Regions from separate parts of the Homo sapiens genome. Here region 1 is linked to region 2. The links are chromatin contacts, found by Hi-C or POLR2A ChIA-PET in ENCODE. All regions are on one chromosome and are shown on one strand. Each heading gives the region's core, a stretch centred on a gene start or an enhancer-like site at or near the end of the contact. The rest is flanking DNA. Distances are from core to core; before and after follow the strand shown. Region 1 overlaps PXDN (peroxidasin). Region 2 overlaps LALTOP (lung cancer associated lncRNA targeting TOP2A).

Region 1 (3,969 bases), core at 1,216-3,715, 140 kb after region 2:
AAATAAATAAATAAAAATAAAGGCTCACATTTGCCTATCCTATAAAAATGGGAGTCAAACCCTGCTACTGCTTTATCCACTAGGTTTAGGGAATATTCTAGATCCTGTGTTGTCATTTCAACAATGTTCACAGCATCTTCACCAGGAGTAGAATTCATCTCAAGAAGCCACTTTTTATGCTCATCCATAGACACAACTCCCCCTCTGTTCTAGTTTATCATGAAGTTGCAGCAATTCTCTCATATCTTCAGACTCCATTTCTAATTCTAGCTCTCTTGCTATTTCCACCACATCTGCTGTGACTTTCTCCACGAAGTCTCTGAACCCCTCAAAGCCATCCATGAGGGTTGGAATCAACTTCTTCTAAACTCCTGTACATGTTGATGTTTTGACCCCCCCATGAATCAAAAATGTTCTTAATGGTGTCTAAAATGATGACTCCTTTCCAGAAGGTTTTCAGTTGACTTTGCCCAGTTTAATCAGAGAAATCGCTATCTATAGCAGTTACAGTATTATGGAATGAATTTATTAAATAATAAGACTTGAAAGTCAAAATTAGTCCCTAATTCATGGGCTGCAGAATAGATGTTTTGTGTTAGCAGCCATGAAAACAACATTAATCCCCTTGCATTCTCCATCAGAGCTCTTGGGTGACGAGATGCATTGTAAACGAGCAGCAGTATTTTGAAAATAATCTTTTTTTCCGAGCAGTAGGTCTCAACAGTGAGCTTAAAATATTCAGAGAACCATGCGGCAAACAAATATGCTGTCATCCAGGCCTTGTTTTTCCATTGGTAGAGCAGAAACACAGTAGATTTGGCAGGGTCCTTAAGACCCTAGGGTTGGGGAATGGTAAATGAGCACTGGCTTCAGTTTAAAGTCACCAGCTGCATTAGCTCCTACCAAGAGTTCACCCTGTCCTTTGAAGCTTTGAAGCCAGGCAATGACTTCTCCTCTGTAGCTATGGAAGTCCTAGATGGCATCTTCTTCCCATAGAAGGCTGCTTTGTCCACATTAAAAATCTGTTGTTGAATGTGGCCACCTTAATCACTGATACTAGCTAGAACTTCTGGAGAACTTGCTGCAGCTTCTCCATCAGCATTTGATGCTTCACCTTGCACTTTTATCTTATGCAGTTGGCTTCTTTCCTTAAACCTCATGAACCAATCTCTGCTAGCTCCAAACGTTCCTTCTGCAGCTTCCTTAACTCTCTGCCTTTACAGAAATGAAGAGAGTTAGGGCCTTGCTCTGGATCAAACTTTGGCTGAGTGGAATGTTGTGGCTGGTTTGCTCTTCTTCCCAAACCACTAAAACTTCCTCCATAAACTAACTGATGCAAGAGACCTAGCTTTTGACTTATCTCAGCTTTTGACATGCCTTCCTCACTAAGCTTAATCATTTATAGCTTTTGATTTAAAGTAAGGGACATGCAACTCTTCCTTTCACTAGTACACTGAAAGGCCACTGTAGGGTTATCAACTGGCCTGATTTCAATACTGCTGTGTCTCAGGGAATAAGGCCTGGAAAGGGAGGAGAGATGGAGGGACGGCCAGTCAGTGGACAGTCAGAACACACACAACATTTAGATTAAGTTTGTAGTCTTACATGGGTGTGGTTTATAATACCCCAAAACAATTACAATAGTAACATAAAAGATCACTGATTACAAGCCAGCCACATGGCTCACAGCTGTAATCCCAGGGCTTCAAGAGGCCAAGGTGGGAGGACTGCTTGAAGCCAGGAGTTGAAGACCAGCCTGGGCAAATAGCAAGACTCCATCTCCACAAAATAAAAAATTAAAAAGAAATTTAAAAAAAAAAATCCAGGCATGGGGGCACGTGCCTATAGTCCCAGCTACTCAGGAGTAGCTAAAAGTAGGAGGCTAAGGCAGGAGGATTACTTGCACCTTGGAGGCGGATGTCAAAACTCAGCAAGCCTACTTTAAGTATGTGCCCTTTTAAAATGTCAATTATGTCTGATAAGAGTTTTGTTATCTCATGTGGACAAAGGTCAAATCAGGTAACAGTCACTGGTCAAGCCTCTCCTTCTGATTTAACTGTAGAACAAAAGACAGATGCTCCCGAAGGCTCCTCCTAAAGCCTCCAAAGCTCTGCAGGGCTCAGCATACAACAGCCCGGTAGGACAGAGTGTGTGGGGCTGACCGCAGCCTGCTTTCCCGTAAACACCCTGCCCTGGTGCTCCGGGCTGCTCAGACGTGCAGGGCATCTGGACAGGAGCAGGGCATGAACCCTGCTTTCCACGGGCAGATGACGCAGGAGGCAGTCAGATCTGGAATAAACAAGACACCAGAACACCCAAGGCCCTCAGACGCCCGGAGGACGGCTGCCATTCTTCACCTCGGGCCTCCGGGCTAGTCTCCTTGGAGTTCTGTGTCTCCCATCCTCTTAGCTTGAAACAGGAGGGAAAGCAACATCCTCCAGAATAAAGAAACCAATGAACACAGCAGTGATGACTGATCTCGTATCTACGCCAGGATAATCTAACCCACGAAACAGCGGACAGTCTACTCATGGTTTTTGTTCGTTTTTGTCAGCTTCAGTTTACATTGCATGAGTAATCATTCCACTGAGACATCTTTTAGATTTACTATTTTGCTGTGGCCTTTTGGATCTGAAGAGAAATTAGATGGGGAAAAACATAATGCCTATTCTTTTCTTTTTTTTTTTGAGATGGAGTCTTGCTCTGTCCCCCAAGCTGGAGTTCAGTGGCACGATCTCAACTCACTGCAACCTCTGCCTCCCAGGTTCAAGCGATTCTCCTACCTCAGCCTCCCGATAGCTGGAACTACAGGCGTGAGCCACCACGCCCGGCTAATTTTTGTATTTTTAGTAGAGATGGGGTTTTGCCATGTTGGGCAGGCTGGTCTTGAACTCCTGACCTCAGGTGATCTGCCCACCTCAGCCTCCCAAAGTGCTGGGATTACAGGTGTGAGCCTCCATGCCCCCCTTAATGCCTATTTTTCAAAATAAACTTTAAAACAAAGAAAACAAAAATTACTAGTGTTATGAATTTAGAAAAATATCTATCAACCAGTTATATTACTTTAGCATCAAAAGAAGCATGCAGCCACCCACTAACATATGTGTGCTAAGTCACATGCAGGTGGTCTGGCAGCAGGCAGAGTTTAACAATTCAACCATCCAGCCTTGATCCTGAGGAGCTACTGGCCCACATAGAGAGATACCACTAACATATAAAATGTCCTGATCGGCTATTTAAGCATCAAACATGGTAAAGTTGGTCTTCTCTTAAATTGAATTCCCTCAAAAAAGGTACTTTTAAATAAATCACATTTTCTTCTGAACCCCAAAAGCATATGGAACTATCACTATTAAAATAATTAGTAAACCTGGGCGTTGGGAAGTACGAGAGAGCTCACGTGTTGGTCACTAAAGACCAGAGGCCAGCATTAGCTTCTCAGCTCCAGGCCCTGAGTAGGAGCGGGGAAGATCTCTGTACTCCTGAGAGATCACTCGATTCCCAGCCCTGAGTTCCCCTCCCAGAGCACTGATGTGGGCCGGGCAGGACTGCATGCATTTGCATCTATTTTAGCTTCTTACTGTCAAGCGCAAAGGAAAAACACCTGGATTCTCCAATCAGAAAGGTATTTATCTCATAATAAGCCAATGGGAATCAGCATAATGCAAGTTGATCTTCAAACTTTTTTTTTTTTTTGAGACTAGGTCTCGCTCTGTCACCCAGGCTGCAGTGCAGTGGCATGATCCCATCTCACTACAACCTCCGCCTCCCAGGCTCAAGCGATTCTCATGCCTCAGCCTCCCGAGTAGCTGTGACCACAGGTGTGCACCACCAGGCCCAGCTAATTGTATTTCTGGTAGAGAAGGGGTTTCGCCATGTAGCTCAGGCTGGCCTTCGAACTCCCGAGCTCAGGCAATCTGCCCGCCTTGGCCTCCCAAAGTGCTGGGATTACAGCCATCAGCCACCACA
Region 2 (4,010 bases), core at 870-3,369:
CGGCATCTTTGGTGTCAAAGCTTCCCCTGAGTCTCAGAACCTCCAGGTGTTCCCTGGCCTGGCCCTGGGAGATCCCGTGATGCCTCCTCTGGTCCCCACTCCTCAGGGCTTGTAGGCAGCATTGGAGAGTCTGTATCTGAGCAGGTCTATGCTGTCAAGCTCCATCAGAACAAACATGGATTTGCAGGCAGAAGCCCAGCTGTCAGCCTCGCTCGGTGAACTTAGAAAAGTCATTGAGCAAAGGGAACCTCAGAATCTCCTGAAAATGAGGATTGTCCTCAAAGTTGTTGACGAAAATCAGATCCGAGCTCACTAAGCCCATCAAATTCGTTTCACCGGCTCATAAAGTTAGGAGAAGGTCATCTGGGGAGTAGACGCGCCTTCCCAGGGCTGGCTGTGTCCCTCCGAGATGGAGCCTGGCACCTGGCTCCAGGCTCACTTTCCTAACTATGTAAAGAAATGGTCTCATCTCACCAGAGGGCACCAGGGCCCCTTCCGGATTTGGGAAGGGGGCTTGGGAACTGCCTTCTCTGCCTCAGTAGGTGGTGAATCTGGTGAGCATCTCATTCCAGCTGCTCAGGCCATCAGCTTTGGAGCCTTTCTTGGCCCCTCTCTTTCTCTAATAAAGTTCACTTAACCAGTTAGAAATCATGCTGATTCTACCTTCAAAACTACTGTGCATGATTTTGGGGACTGAATCCCACAGCATTTCAGGGTGAGCATTAAGGAACAAGACGCATTGTACGAGGTGAAACTAACAAGATTCAGGAGGAGAAGAGAGGTGCCCTGGCCTGTCCCCCATCCCGTGTGGCCGTGGACGGCGTCTCCTGGCCAGAGGAGTTGCCACCTCCCAGCTCCGGGTACTGCAAAGTCTGCTGGCAAAGTCATGGGACCACGAGGACAAGAGAAACAGAAACAGCAGTGCGATTCCCATGTCTTCAGTGAGCTTGGCTGCAGCCCTCCTGGGGAGAAGCTTATTCTCCAGGCACCCAGGATGAGGCACTGGCTCAAGGTCGCTCATGATAGCTCTGCTCATGGCCTCTGCCCTCTGCTCTGTCACCAAACCCAAACCAGGGCATTTCACTCTTTGGCTTAAGAATAGCAAAGCCTTCCTTCTCCACTGGCAGGATAAGCCGTCTTCACAGTGGCCTGGGATGCCCTGGAGGGCCCAACTGTGTTGTGCCCTGGCCCCTCCTCTTCCTGCTGCTCCCTGCTCACCCAGCTCAGGGGTCTCCCTGCCACAGCCTTTGCCTGCCCCTTCCCTCTGCCAGCAAGTCTCCTCCGCAGCTCTGTGCATGCCACACTCCTCCGATCCCCCGACCACCTGGTTTAACCCCGCACCTAGCTCACCCCACCACCCTCCAATTCCCTGGGGCCCTCACCCTGTTCAACGTCTTTTTCCATAACACATATCATCTTCCAGCATTCGATGTGATGTTAGTATTGATGATGCTTATTGTTAACTGATTGCCACCTGTCCCTCCACACCCACCTGACTAGAAGGGAAGTTCTCTGGGGCAGGGTCTGTTTTGCTCACTGAGGCATCGCCAGTGCCTAGAACATTGCCCTCAATAAATATGTGTTCAAGGATGAGAGATTGGACAAGTGCTGACTGACACTCCCGCATGTCAGGAACTGTGCTGGGCCCCGGGATGAGAGCTGGACTTTAAAAACAATACTGTGAGTGGATGAGCCGCGGCCTGTGCCCTCAGGAGCCCCTGGTCTCGGGGAGGCATGGATCTGTGTTGCTCATGAGGATGGGGCTTATTCACGGAGCTGGGCCTGGGACCCCCGGGGCCTGTTCCTCCATCATCTGCTGACCATTTCCAGCAAGGATGGTCAGCAGCGTCGCATCTGCTGATGAACGAGCAGGGGAAGGGCGCTCTGTGTGCATCGGACTCTTCCCAGATGTGGAAGATTTGCCTTCCCAGAAAAAACCCGGCTCATCAGCCTGCAAACCACAGACGTGCAGGGATCCACAGGGCCCCACATCTGGAGGTGACGTCATTGTGTGTGTGCCCCCTAACCCGGTGATGTCAGGCCTGCTAAGTCCAAAGTCCAAGCCATAGCTGACCTGCCGTGACCTCCTTAGCCGTTCTTAGGGAGAAGCTGTGACCCCACATGAGACCTGGAGATGGAAGAGGCAGTCTAAGGGCTTAGTCATTTGTTTACCAGGGTCTAAACATGGTGCTGGGGAAACAGGCCAGAAATCCAAACAAGCCTCCTCCCGGCTTCCTGTCCAACACTCCACCCAGAGGTGCCCCGAGGCTCCCAGACGCTGCCCGTGGTGCCAGCTCCCTTCAGGACTGTCCAACGCTCCACCCAGAGGTGCCCCGAGGCTCCCAGACGCTGCCTGTGGTGCCAGCTCCCTCCAGGACTGTCCAACGCTCCACCCGAAGGTGCCCCGAAGCTCCCAGACACTGCCCGTGGTGCCAGCTCCCTCCAGGACTGTCCAACGCTCCTCCCGGAGGTGCCCTGAGGCTCCCAGATGCTGCCCGTGGTGCCAGCTCCCTCCAGGACTGTCCAACACTCCACCCAAAGGTGGCTGAGGCTCCCAGACACTGCCCATGGTGCCAGCTCCCTTCAGGACACTTGTTCCTCCACCTCCACTCGGGGGAGCCTCCTGCACTTGCCCTGGTTGTGTCGTAAGGCTTGGATTACAAATGTAAATATGCACATACAGAGAAGTGTCTACTACAAGTGAACATACCTCTATAAATATTTATCAGTTTATATTATAGATATTTGCATAAACATGTTCTATGTAAATATGTACTTTAAAATAATTATCTGGGTGGATAGATAATTGTCTGGCCCAGTGTGTAGCAGACCCAGGGCCCCTGGTGCTGGCAGGCATTCCTCCTCCTCCCTGAACACCCCTGGGAAAAACGGGGTTCCCCAGGTGCCTTTTGAGAAAGAGGGAAGGTTTGGGTTTGCCAGGGATGGGTACAGCCTCTTCAGCTCAGCAAAGCTGGGGAAGGCTTCACCGAGCACTTGGTCTCGGAGCTGGGCCTTCCGGGATAAATGAGGCTTTGTCCGCTGACTATGGGGAGTGGGTGGAGGGTGTCCCTGGCAGACATGGCCGAGTGTGGAAGCCCCTGAGGCCTCGGGGAATGGAACCAGCTGGGCTGCAGAGGGGTCAAGGCCAAGCTACGATGCCCCTTGTACTCATTCTTTGGACTCAGCCGATGTGAAGCAGGGAAATTGTGTAATGTGTTTTGCTTCTTAGAATGATCATGTGGGCAGCAGAGCAGAGAGTGGTTGGGAGCACAAGGTTCAGAGAGGCAAGAGGACACGAGGCAGTGGTCGGAAAGACAGGTGAGCACATTCTGCAGCTGGACAGAAAAGGTGGCATTCACTGAAATGAACGTGGGTTTGAAGGAGCAATATGAAGACTATGACGTAATTTAAAACGTGCAGGGATGGATTTCTATGCCCAGGAGTGGGTGTGCAAGAACTGACCTCTGCCGTTATTTTCTATAAGCCAACGACACCCTCTGCATGAGCGGAAACCCGCTTCAATCCCTGTAGATCCTGTCCCTGCGTTCAATCAGGGTCATGTCAGGCGCCCGGGATGGAAGCCAGCATGAGGAGTCAGGGAGAGGGTTCCTCCCCACCCACCCGACGCAGGACGCTCTCAGCTGCCCCCGGCCCTTTCGCTTCGGGCCTCCAGGGTTCTCTCCGCTCCCTGGACAGCCCCTCTCATTTCCCACCCAGATGCTCACATTTCTTCTAGGCCAGGCTGCTCCTCGCTTGGCCCTCTGCCTCTTCTGCCTTGTACCTTCTCCTAAAGTGCTCTAAATCCTCATAAGGATCTAGGCTTTTGGAAAATCACAGGCAAGAGAAAAAAAAAAAGCAGGACTCCTGAGCTTTGGGCCAGCTGTTTTCTCCCCTTTGGTGCTGAAGTGGAATCGGCCACCTGCTTACAAGGACAGCGTGAGAGGGGAAAGGGGAGGAGCAGGAACGTGCATGAACCCGACAGAACAGAGGGGATGATGACCATGAGAATA

Evidence for each region. Hi-C counts contacts between places; a loop is a spot of excess contacts on that map. ChIA-PET counts read pairs that join two places held with the same protein, here RNA polymerase II (POLR2A). Pooled maps may share reads with other maps.
Region 1: a map of endothelial cell of hepatic sinusoid shows a loop between it and region 2 (5-fold over the local background). The contact joins two enhancer-like sites. A Hi-C loop is called at or near these places in 62 of 168 maps with a recorded cell type or tissue (A673, IMR-90, PC-9 and 38 more), 4 of 37 single-sample maps with no recorded cell type and 35 of 50 pooled maps. POLR2A ChIA-PET finds 5 or more read pairs at or near these places in 6 of 52 experiments (AG04450, H1, PC-9 and 3 more).

The regions. Positions count from the first base shown.
Region 1 is chr2:1,734,871-1,738,839 of GRCh38, forward strand. The region is part of intron 1 of PXDN (peroxidasin); the gene reads right to left. Among named protein-coding and RNA genes, the nearest start is that of PXDN, 7.7 kb to the right of the region's middle. Within about 2 kb of position 2,466, at least 7 of the 41 ENCODE cell types and tissues checked have a DNase peak (open chromatin) inside an H3K27ac peak, as active enhancers do; they include transverse colon, where a contact is called at or near this core.
Region 2 is chr2:1,598,612-1,602,621 of GRCh38, forward strand. All of the region lies in intron 4 of LALTOP (lung cancer associated lncRNA targeting TOP2A), which reads right to left. Among named protein-coding and RNA genes, the nearest start is that of LALTOP, 25 kb to the right of the region's middle. RefSeq lists an enhancer at 1-279. Within about 2 kb of position 2,120, at least 8 of the 41 ENCODE cell types and tissues checked have a DNase peak (open chromatin) inside an H3K27ac peak, as active enhancers do; they include transverse colon, where a contact is called at or near this core.